2 separate regions of the Homo sapiens genome follow, and region 1 is linked to region 2. The links are chromatin contacts, found by POLR2A ChIA-PET in ENCODE. All regions are on one chromosome and are shown on one strand. The core of a region is the stretch at or near the end of the contact, and the rest is flanking DNA. Distances in the headings are between cores, read along the strand shown. Region 1 holds the start of EPC2 (enhancer of polycomb 2). Region 2 overlaps LINC02576 (long intergenic non-protein coding RNA 2576).

The links. ChIA-PET counts read pairs that join two places held with the same protein, here RNA polymerase II (POLR2A).
Region 1: POLR2A ChIA-PET joins it to region 2 with 10 read pairs in WTC11. The contact joins the promoter of EPC2 here to the enhancer-like site in region 2. POLR2A ChIA-PET finds 5 or more read pairs at or near these places in 2 of 52 experiments (PC-3 and WTC11).

Annotation. Positions count from the first base shown.
Region 1 is chr2:148,642,617-148,648,799 of GRCh38, forward strand. EPC2 (enhancer of polycomb 2) reads left to right here and starts at 2,135. Exons shown (of 14, transcript NM_015630.4): 1 at 2,135-2,554. The coding sequence starts at 2,402. RefSeq lists silencers at 1,789-2,368, 3,129-3,218 and enhancers at 2,208-2,712, 3,309-3,458.
Region 2 is chr2:65,043,271-65,048,910 of GRCh38, forward strand. The region is part of intron 2 of LINC02576 (long intergenic non-protein coding RNA 2576); the gene reads left to right. Among named protein-coding and RNA genes, the nearest start is that of CEP68, 10 kb to the right of the region's middle. Within about 2 kb of position 3,880, at least 2 of the 41 ENCODE cell types and tissues checked have a DNase peak (open chromatin) inside an H3K27ac peak, as active enhancers do.

The DNA.
Region 1 (6,183 bases), core at 885-3,384, about 84 Mb after region 2:
AGACCTGAATTTGAGCCCAGTTCTGCAAGTTGTTGGAATTGAAATTTGGCAAATTATCTGATGCTCAGTTTTCTTATTGGTAAAATTATATTTTTTCATAAAATTATAATAAGAATTAAGTGGAATTCAACTAGTTGAGATAATATATATAACATGTTACTACAATGGATGGTATATTACACATACTTGATATTTCCTTTTCTGAGAGAAACAGTAAAACTAAACATAGGGACTAGAAGAAAGCTATCCTTTCTGAACCTGAGGAGGGCTGGGCATCCAGATGAAAGCTCTGGATGACTCATTTCTTCAACTATTGCTTTTTTCTTCCCTTTCAGGCTTGAACCCAGTGCTGACCCCCTCCCAAGAACTTCTTGTTCTTGCTTCCAGAGGATTGGAACTGTTCCAGGGGTAGCACTTAGAGAGCAGGACATGCCCATAAGCTTGAGGAAGGTACTGCTTACAAGAAATGAGTCACAGCAACTCCATTGCTTCCAACAACAAAGTGGATGAAAAACACTCAAGCCCCACTAAACAATACTCGGAGTTTTGCTGCGACAGACTGGTTAGACTATTTGGACACTACCATGAAGACTATATCCACCATTCTGCCTTCAAAGGAGGAGACTGCAGAGAGAAAAGGGGAAGAGGAACAGGAGGAAAAAGGGGGAGGGGAGGAAGTGGAGGAGGGGAAGAAGGACGTAATAGAGGAAGAGATATAGTTTTATTGTCACATAGAAATGACAGTAGGAATCAATTTTTTCACTGTTGGTCTTTAGGAAATCATCTGACTTTCTCTGAGTTAGAGTATGATCGATTATTAGAAAATGGTAAAATGTGTTAAAAACTCTCTTTGTACGGTTTTGTGAGAAATGTGTAATGCTTAAAGACTAACCAAGAGCCTCTTGGCTAAACCAGGTTGATGTCAACAATAGCTAGTACTTATTTGAGTCACCTTGATTTTCCCTCCTCTTGAGAACTTTCTCTAACCAGTTTAGGCTGCAGTCATGCCTCCTTTCCTTTCTCTGAACTCTCACAATTATTGCCTAGATCTCGTTTGGTAATTAATCATGTGCTACTTACTGCCTGTGTCATCTCTTGTATTGTTTTCTTAAAATATTTACACTTTTTTTTCGGTTGTCACTTATCTTTCCAGCTGTCATTTTCTTCAACTATTTACGTCTCTGTTACTCATCTTTCCAGCCATCCTGGCATCCCATTAAGGTGAAAGCTCTCTGAGGCAGGAACCTTTTCTCAGATTTCTTCGAGTCTTCCACAGCACCCCACATTTGACACACATCTGCTACTTCGCAAATGTGTGCTGCCTTGGCTAAATTTTTAGAAGCTGAACTTTTAGGAAAGCTACTATTTTTGAACTCAGAAAAATACCTACCATCCACTAAACAGCTGTACCGAAGTTTGGGTGACAGGGAACCTAAGTTCACTTGTTGCATCTGGCAGCCTCAAACCATGAACCCTCACTGCAAAGCGAGGATGAACGCGCTGCTGCACCTTGGAGAGCTCTTTCGGACAGGTACGGAGGGGAGGGCGTAGAAGAGGGCTGGCACCAGCAGCGCGGTCCAGTCCTCCGAACGGACTGATGGGACTGATGGGAGAGACCTCTTGCACCTCTCGGGGATGTGCGCCTCGGAGGATGCGAATTAGCTTGCGCACAGGGCGCCTTGGGGATAGCGCTGTCCAAGTACAGGCTTGGGTGATGGCTGGTGGGGTCCGGGTCGACATTTTCCCTTCCCGCTCCCGGACTTCTGCACACACGCGCTGCTCGGCGCAGCCGTCTTTGCCCGGCGCCTTCCTCCGGGACACCCAGCGAGAGGGGTGACCGGGCGGCGGCGGGAGAGGCGCACGCTCCCGGGCGCGGGCGAACTTGCGCACCTGGCACCTGCCACACAGCGAAAGCACCGGCCAGCGAGCGGAGGGGCGCCGCCCCCGCCCCCTCTCCCCGGAGCGGACCGAGACCGAGCACGCTCCCGCGGGCCGGCAGCGCCGCGGAGAGAGTGGGTGGGCAGGCGAGGGAGGGGAAGGGAGAGGAAGGAGGGAGGGAGGGAGAGGGCGAGGCGCGTTCCCGCGACGGGGGCGCGCTCTCGCGCGGGCTGCCGGGATCGCTCGCCGCCGCTGTGGTAATGTCCGCCATGTTGGCCATGGCGCAGGGAGCGGATCGGGCGGGCGAGCGGCGGATCTAGTGTGTGGAGGCGGCCGCGGGCGCGGGGGGCTGTTTTCGGGCGGGGTGGGCGCCCATGCTGTGGCCGGGGGCAGTGAGGAGGAGGAGGAGCGGGCCGGCCGCGCTGCACTGAGGAAGGAGGTGGAGGAGGCGGCGGGAGTCCTCCCCCCCTCCCCGCCCGCCCCGCCGCCGCCGCCCGGGCTGTTCCTGTAAGGCGGGGAGACAATGAGTAAACTCTCCTTCCGAGCGCGGGCGCTGGACGCCGCCAAGCCGCTGCCTATCTACCGCGGCAAGGACATGCCTGATCTCAACGACTGCGTCTCCATCAACCGGGCCGTGCCCCAGATGCCCACCGGGATGGAGAAGGAGGAGGAATCGGTAGGGACTCGAGTGTTTATTACCCCCCCTTCCCTCCTCCCCCCTCCCCTTTGTCAGTCGGGCCTCGCCATTCACAGAGCGCTTTACGCTCGCTGGAGGGCGCCGCTGCCGCTCTAACGCACGGGACTCTACGCCGGCGGAGTAGCGTAAACCCTCTCGGCCGGCGTAGCGCCCGCCCGCGGCCGCCATGTTGTTGCGTCCCAGTGTTGTGATTAGCTCGCAGCGCTGCTTACGCTGCCGTAAGGGGGCCTTGCCGTAAGCGGCGGCCGGGAATGGCGCAGGGGATGCGCTGGCCGCTCTTGGCGTACGGTCTCTGTTTACCTTTCCACCTCCCTCTCTCAGGCGCGGGGCTAATTAATGGCGTGGTATTATTTGGCTAGGCAAGATTATTATTTTTTCCACTTTTAACTTTGGCTTTGTATTGAGTTCTCTTTGAAATGACTGTGGAAGGGTGCTTTCAAAACAAACATCTTCCTCCCAGCAATGTAATCATCCTGGCTCCCCCGCCCGCGAAGGTGCAGCGGGATGAGGCGGTGCAGCACTGCGGCGGGGGAGGGCGGGGGCCACGACTACCGAGCGGGTCGTAGCGTCCGAGGGCCGCCCGCCGGCCAGTTCTGCCGACCCGAGCCGGGCGCGGGGCGGACGGGCTCTGCCTGCTCCGCCTGGACGGCCGTGCTCCGTGCGCAACGTTAGAGAGGAGCCGGGGATGCCCGGAAGCGAGCCGCCGGCGTTGCGTTGTCCTCGAGAATTGTCATTGCGAGGTGGTCCTTAGAAGTTGAGGACCTAGTGCATCTAAATTGGCAGTTGTAATTTTGATAATACAGCACCTTTTGGGAAAATTGCTGCTTTTCCTCCGATGGGTTAAATTTTGCAGACGGTTGGATTTCATCTGGCTTGACAGAGAGTGTTTATGACTCGAGTGGTGTTACTTGCGTGCGAAGTTCATAGTAACTGCACCCTCAAGAATTTCTTCAATGAACCTACAGTCCCGCCTTATTGTCAACCTCGGGTGTGTGTGGATTGGTTCTCTTGCTTCAGTGACTGTCAAAAGGAAGCTCGAGGTTTCAGTGATTGGTTTTCTCTTTTGACTATTAATATTGCAGGAAATGCTTTTATGCCTTCGATTGGCTGGTTGAGTTCTGACCTCATTATGTTACCCTGTTAATACTACTTTGCTCTTATTTAATCACATTTCTCTTTGATGTATAGTTACTTGAAAGTCTTACATTTTCAGTAGAAAATGCATATGGCCGTAGCATCGGGATGAACTTAACTGTGTGTGTACACACACAAATATGTAATAGATATATATACACGCACATACACATATATATTTGTGTGTGCATATATATAAATATGTTTATAATCAAAACCCAGCATTTATCCCTAAGGTTTAGAGCTGTGAGAACTTTTTTTTTTGTATGTGAGAACTTTTTTTTTTAATTTGTTTCTAACGACTCAGTTTTCCATGGGAAGGAAAATTAAAATAAAATCATATTATATACAATAGTTAATTACATTGAACCCTAATAAGCACAACTTTGGATATTTTTGCTATTTTGTGGGTCTTGATCCAAAGAAAGATGGCCTTAAAAGTACCAGTATTGTGTGTAATTACTTTGATCCTATTATTTTAGAACTTGAGTCAAATCTGTTCTAGGCCGGGCACGGTGGGTCACGCCTGTAATCCCAGCACTTTGGAAGGCCGAGGTGGGCGGATCATGAGGTCAGGAGTTCGAGACCAGCCTGGCCAGTATGGTGAAACTCCGTCTCCACTAAAAATACAAAAATTAGCCGGGCCTGGTGGTGCGCGCCTGTAATACCAGCTACTCGGGAGGCTGAGGCAGAAGAATTGCTTGAACCCGGGAGAAAGAGGTTGCAGTGAGCAGAGATCGTGCCACTGCACTCCAGCCTGGGGGACAGAGCGAGACTCCGTCCCCCCCAACAACAAAAAAAAGGAAATCTGTTCTAGAGTGAACAGTTAACTCCTGGAAGGTATATTACTTTTTGCAATCACCAACATACGTGGTCCTTAGTATGCCACATATGTTTTGGTATTTTAATTTAGTAAGATAACTTAGAGTAATTTTTTCATGCTTCATTAAAAATAAAAGTGCTTAACTCGTGTTGCAATTTTTTGTTTATTTGTTTTTTGAGATGGAGTTTAGCTCTTGTCGCCCAGGCTTGATTGCAATGGCGCGATCTCGGCTCACTGCAACCTCCGCCTACCAGGTTCAGGTGATTTTCCTGCCTCAGCCTCCCGAGCAGCTGAGATTATAGGCGCCCACTACCTCGCCCAGCTAATTTTTGTATTTTTAGTAGAGTCGGGGTTTCACCATATTGGCCAGGCTGGTCTCAGACTCCTGACCTCAGGTGATCACCCGCCTCGGCCTCCCAAATTTCTGGGATTACAGGTGTGAGCCACTGCGCCTGGCCGCGCCTTGCAGACTTTTTTTTTTTTTTTTTTTTTTTTTTTAATTTATTACCGAGTCTAGCTCTGTCGCCAGGCTGGAGTGCAGTGGCGCGATCTCAGCTCACTGCAACCTTCGCCTCCCGGGTTCAAGTGATTCTCCTGCCTCAGCCTCTCAAGTAGTTGGGACTACAGGCACGTGCCACTATGCCCAGCTAATTTTTGTATTTTTAGTAGAGACGAGGTTTCACCGTGTTGGCCAAAATGATTTCGATCTCTTGACTCTTGCTCCACCTGCCTCGGCCTCCCGAAGTGCTGGGATTGCAGGCGTGAGCCACCGTGCCCTGCCGCGCCTTGCAATTTTTTTATTAGCTCTTTTAGAAAGAATTATTTTCAAACTAGAGCATGAGTGCTAAACTTGGATACTTTTCAGTAGCCTACTTCAATTGCCCAATTTTAAGGAAGAAGAAATCCAAATTCTGATAAAACTAGAGTTGAAACCCAGAACCTCTGATTCTTTGTCCTGTCCTTTCTGCCTCTTTAATACATGCTAAAAGTGGAGATTCTTAAAATCAAAATTAAGCAAACCGTAACAGTTAAGATTTATAGTCTGAAATCTTTTGCTTCCCAGAGTGTCCAATTGGAGTATTAGTTTTTCTTTTTCTTTCTTTTTTAAATATGTATGTCAGAAGACTTGTGTTTTCATGAGTGACAGCAAATTCATTTCTCTGGTCTTACAGGACTTCTGTTATTAAACAGAATTATGTATTTATAAAAATGGTTCTGCCTTGATAAATATTTCTAAGCAGCAGTAAAATGTCATACATTTCACAAATGTTTTGTGTTTCACTTGAATTGCATTTTAAGTAACTTTCAATATCTAGATGTCCTTAACTCCTTATTTTTATAAGATTTTTTTCTTTTAAATCAGTAGGCTTGTAACAAACAAACCAACCTTGGCTTACGGATTCACAATTGTTGCTGGGTGTCTCTGAACTGTGCTGTCCTGCTTGGTTGGCAAAATCTTTTGAAGCCTTCATGGATGGCTTTTTCCCATTCCCCCTCTATCCCCACCCACCCTTAAAATTAAGGCCTGTCTCTTCTGTGTAGCTATTGGACTATCATTAGACTTCGTTTATATAAACAAAGTCATTATTCAAGTTCGAGTTACATTCTGACTGAGTTACATTCTGACAATGCCTGGATGAGGTGATTTAGG
Region 2 (5,640 bases), core at 2,630-5,129:
AGGAAAAGAAGTGTTTTGCAGGCAATTTCTGCCTTCAGCCTGCCAGCTCCTGAGGAAAGTAAAACGAAGCCTGCCTGAGGAGGAAAAGTGGGGAAATACAAGAGGAAATTCCACATTTGTAGCTCAAAAAGTTATCCTACCTCAAGATGCTTAACAATGAGACAATGTCATAAGATGTGAATGTTGGACATGAAGTCTGTGGGTTGCACATAGATGTTGATGCAGCCTGCACCATACAGTTGGAAAATCTAATTCACTTCACCTACTCATTCCAGATGCAAGTTTCCAAAGTTCTGGTGAAAACGGCTGAAGGAATAGTGTTACAGCAACTGCCCTTGGCTTTTCCAGCTTTACACTTCCATGCCTATGGAAATCTCTTCCCTGTCTGTAGCTTTAAGCATTACATCTATATGATCGACCATCCCATCTTCATCTCCATCCCTGACTTCCTAACTTGAGCTCCATGTCTCCAACAAGAGAAAAGGCAGGGCCGGGCGCGGTGCTCATGCCTGTAATCCCAGCACTTTGGGAGGCCGAGGCTGGCAGATCACGAGGTCAGGAGATTGAGACCATCCTGGCTAACACGGTGAAACCCAGCCTCTACTAAAAATACAAAAAATTAGCTGGGTGTAGTGGTGCTCACCTGTAGTCTCAGCTACTCGGGAGGCTGAGGCAGGAGAATCACTTAAACCCTGTAGGTGGAGATTGCAGTGAACCGAGAACATGCCACTGCTCTCCAGCCTCGGTGACAGAGCAAGACTCCGTCTCAAAAAATAAAAATTAAAAAAAGACAAAAGGCAGCACCATCTGGGAATCTTACTTTCACTTTCATGCCCCAAATCAACTCATTGTCTTTACCCCAAATCAGCTTCCTCTGCAGATGTCTCATTCCATCAGTGAGGCAGGAGGGTAAGGTCCCAGCCAAGTTCTTTCCTCTACACTGCTGTTAGAAATGCTTGTTCCCCAGTGCCACGAAGAAACAGCACTCAAACATAAATTTAATTTTCTCAGCAAGGCAATTTTTACTTCTATAGAAGAGTGTAACTCGCGAATGGAGTAATGGCAACAGCACACCTGGACAGGGAAGGGCAAGGAGTTCTTATTCCTGAGGCAGGTAGCCCCTACTGCTGTGTTGTTTCCCTATTGGCTAGGGTTGGACCGCACAGTCTAAGCTAATTCCAACTGGCTATTTTAAAGAGAGCAAAGGTATGAGCCAGAGTGGCAGGGTGAGTAGTGTGGCAGGAAGGACGGTTAGGAACAGGTAACTAAAGGTGACTTAGGTCACAGCAGGTGACCAGGATGAGTCAGGATGGAGCAGGTGACCAGGGGAACAGATGTGAACTACTGATTAGGACTCGCGAGAAAGTTGTTTACTGAAACTAGAAGCAAAGGGGTGAAGAGAACCAGGAAGTTAAACTTTAAAATGGAGAATCAAAGAATAAGAGAACTGAACATACTGACATACTGATTCTTTGAAGAGAAACTTGGGGTCTACTATATTTAACAATCCCCCTTCTTGAATTTTTATAGTTCTTTCTCTTCAAACTTCCTTAACATGTCTTGGCTTAGCTGTTCTGTTTGATTCTCTAAAAGAAAAAGCTTCTCTGAATAAGGTGGAGGAGAATTAAGGGAGGTTTTAGTAAGTGCTGCCTGTATGAGTTTGTACACCAGCCCACAGATGCATGGTATGACACAACACCCAACAAGAATGAGTACACCTACTACGGCTGCGAGAGAAGTAAGAATCGAGGCTATGATTCCTTTCCATTTACCAAACCATTTTTCTAGCCACCTTGTAAAGGGATCATTTACCCCTGGGTTTTTGGCTAACTCACTAGACAGAGCGGTTAGACCTTGCAATGCCTTTGTTATACGTCCATCAGGGGCGGTGGTGTTTGGGATGAAGGTACAACCTTGAGTTTTAATCATGACGCAAACTCCTCTTTCTGCTAATACCGTGTCTAAGGCTCTTCTATTTTCCCAAGCCATCTGGCTAGTAGCCCCTAATCGCTCACCTATTCCTTTAACAGCATCTCTAATGTAGTTAATAAACCGCTGTTGGTTGTAATAAATGTAATTTACCTAATCTATGTTCTTATTAATTGTCACCCATCAAAATATTGACTTAAATTCTGCAGCTATTTGATCTCGGGCTTTAAATTCATCTGGTACTCCTCGTGGAGGTCTAATAGCATTTATATAAACATGGGAGTCAAAGGACCCATGTGAGGCACTTCTTTTTTTTACGCTTTTCTCTTTTTTTTTTTCTTCGTGTTGACGGAATGCTAGGGTAAAAGGGATGGCCAGTTGGACTAGGGCACAAGTGCTGCTCTAATTACTTGGCAGAGCAGAGTACCCAGCAATAGTTCCTTGCAATACCACCACACATCTGCTTGGAGATGAACAAGGGCAGACTGATTGGTAAGCTCTTGAAAAGGCTTGGTTTCACTGCACCCTGTTAAGTCTTCAAGGAATGCTAACTCCCCCCCCACCCCCCGCAGAGAAAGGCACGAGGTGAAGTTAACATCAGGGGCTGGTGGCAGCATGGCCCTCGGGGGCTGACCCACAGGGCTCTTAACCTCAGTGAACCGCAGAGAAAGAGTCTTGCATGACTCATCGCCCCAGGCTGTGGGGTTGTGGAAGAGAGCTACCATACAGCTCATGCCCAGTCCATGAGAGGACCACCCAACTGGAAAGCGGACAAGCTGGGTCTCTGGCCTGCCTGTCGCATAAGAGTTAACAGTCGCTTTTGTTAAGCGTGCGAACAGAATATTTAATCCATTCCAGCCAAGCATTTGCGTCCTGATACTCTGTTTCAGTTGCTACAGTTTGTTTTAAATCTTTAACCTCTACAACTACTTTGGTTTCATCATTGGGTAGATAACAAGAGGTTTGGTTAGCAGAGAAGTTAGGAGAGGGAGAAGGGGGTGCAGGAGGTGACAAGGCAATGAAGTGCATTTCAAAGGATCCTGAGACTTCTGCTCCTATGCCATAGAAGAACTCTGGGGAGCAGGGATGGTCATCTGTCCTCAGTTACATTGGTCTAGCTGACAATGGGGAGGGGTAACTCCTTTAGTAAAATGAATATATGGTTTTAAGAAACTGCAAGTACTAGTTGGGGCAGCCGATCCTTGCTCTTTAATATTTTATAGAGCATTGGACCAACTTTGGCAGAGAAGCTCTGCTCTAGGAGGACAAGATTTCCAGTTTATACTGGAATCTTCGTCAAACTCTTCTCAAACTAATTTATCCCAGTTAACAGATTTTTAGTCTGCAGAGCGCTAGGAAGGATAAAGATACTTTCCTGAAGTGGAGAGTTGCCTCTGACTTGGCAAGTCTCCATAGGGTATAACAAGGCAAGCATCAAATGTAATAGTTTGAGGCAAAATTGACTTGGTTACATTAATAACTAGGTGGTCAGCAATAGAGCGAGGAAAGAAGTCATAATCAAATGGATGAAAGAGAGTTAAATTTTTCTTAGCTTTAGTTTGGTAGGGTTTTCCCCTGGGACCGTGGCCCATGACTCTGGAGGGGGTGGCACTTTCCTGACTCGGGTGTGATGGGTCAATCCTTTTTCTGCTGTCCAGACTGCAGTTTCAGTAGTTAGGATCACTAGGTAAGGTCCTTCCCAGGCCGGTTCGAGCTTTTACTTCTCTCCAACTCGAGAGCTACTTCTTTGCAGCACCAGGGAACAAGCGTTTCTAACACTGCCCCCTTATAAAAGCCTCAAAATGCCTGTACAAGTCCATGACTTAGGGGTCTTAGGGGCTCCTTTGTGGAAGTTTCTCTGTTTGTTACCACCCCGCAGGCAAATAAACAGATTGGACGGAGCTTGGCCCCAAGGGCATCCAAGCTATTGGCCAATCCAGACCTTCTGACGTAGCCTAGAGTGAAAATCCAGACCAACAAGAACACCCTCTATTAAACAGTGACCAGCCAAACCATCAGATCATCTCTCTTGGGGCTTTAAAGAGACACAGACAGAGGGGGTTGTTATTGGCAGGAGGGTAAAAACGGAGACAGGAAGAGTCAGTAGTTGAGCTACCCTAATGAGTCTCCAGGCAAGTAAACTAGGTCATCAGGAACTCTGCTGATCTGATTCTCTCCTAAGCAGGGGAGCTTTCTGGGCAGTTGGGAGTAGAGGAGTAGAACAAAGTATAGCAGATGTTTCTCTTCTTTTCACTTTCTCCCCCCTCTTTTCCTTTTTCTTTTCTTACCAACCGCCCCCCCCCACCTTTTTTTTTCTTTTCTTTTTTTTTTTTCATCTACTCAGTGTCTGAATACCTCCCTATTTGAGAGACAGGGCCACAATTCCCACTGTGGAAGCTGAGAGGGTCAGGTACTTTCTGGCCTCACACCTTGGAAGCTGGAGCTTGGGCACATGATCCTGCTAGTGAACCAGAGACTCAGAATCAATTGAGAAATAACTTACTGCTGCAGCATCAAATGTTAGCATGACAGCACGTAGTATGCAGTGGCCATGGTGCCAACAGCAGTGTGTTCACCTGTCAGCACATAAAACTGCAAATCTACAGAAAAGTTGAAAGATTACAATGGATATAACCTTTACCTAGTGAATTAGTTATCTATTGCTGCAAAACAAATTACTCTAAAACATAGCTTCATGGGAAAAAACATTTATCATGCCAGTTGCCATGGGTCAGGAGTGCAGGCACTGCTTACCTGACTCTTCTGGCTTGGGGTCTGTCACAAGCTACAAATCAAAGTGTCAAGTGGGCTGCAGTCTCACATGAAGGCTTCACTGGGGAAGGATCTGCTTCCAAGCTCATTCATATGGTTGTCAGCAGGATTCAGTTCCTCATAGGCTATTGGACTGAGGGTCTCAGTTCTTCACTGGCTGTTTTCTGGAGGCCTCCCTCAGTTCCTCACATGTGAGCCTCTTCCCCATGGGGCAGCTCACAACATGGCAGCCCATCTCCATCTGAGCAATTGAAGGAGAGAGAATTCAATTATGGAAGGAACCTCCCACATGCTGTTTGCTAGAAGCCAGTCTCTAAACCCAGCCCTTACTCAAGGGAAAAGGATTACACAAGGTGTGAATTCCAGGAGGGAAGGTCAGAATTCACTGAGTGCCAACTTAGAGTCTGCCAACTACAGATTCATCAATTACTAACATTTTATCACATTTGCACGTGCTCCCCCTTAGATAGATAGCTACAAATACAGATATACAGTTTTGTTTGTTAAACAACCAAAATTAAGTTAAAGATTGATATGGTTTGGCTGTGTCCCCACCGAAATCTCATCTTGAATTCCCACAAGTTGTGGGAAGAACCTGTGGGAGGTAATTGAATCATGGGGGCAGGTTTTTCCCATGCTGTTCTTGTGGTAGTGAATACGTCTCACAAGATCTGACGGTTTTAAAGAGGGGAGTTTCCCTGCACAAGTTCTCTCCTCTTGTCTGCTGCCATGTGAGACGTGCCTTTCACCTTCCACCATGATTGTGAGGCCTCCCCAGCCACGTGGAACTGTAAGTCCATTAAACTTCTTTCTTTTGTAAATTACCCAGTCTCAGGTATGTCTTTATCAGCAGTGTGAAAACAGACTAATACAAAGATATTATAACATTTCACCTCTAATTACTGCAGCATGTATCTCCTAAGAATAAAAATATTTTTC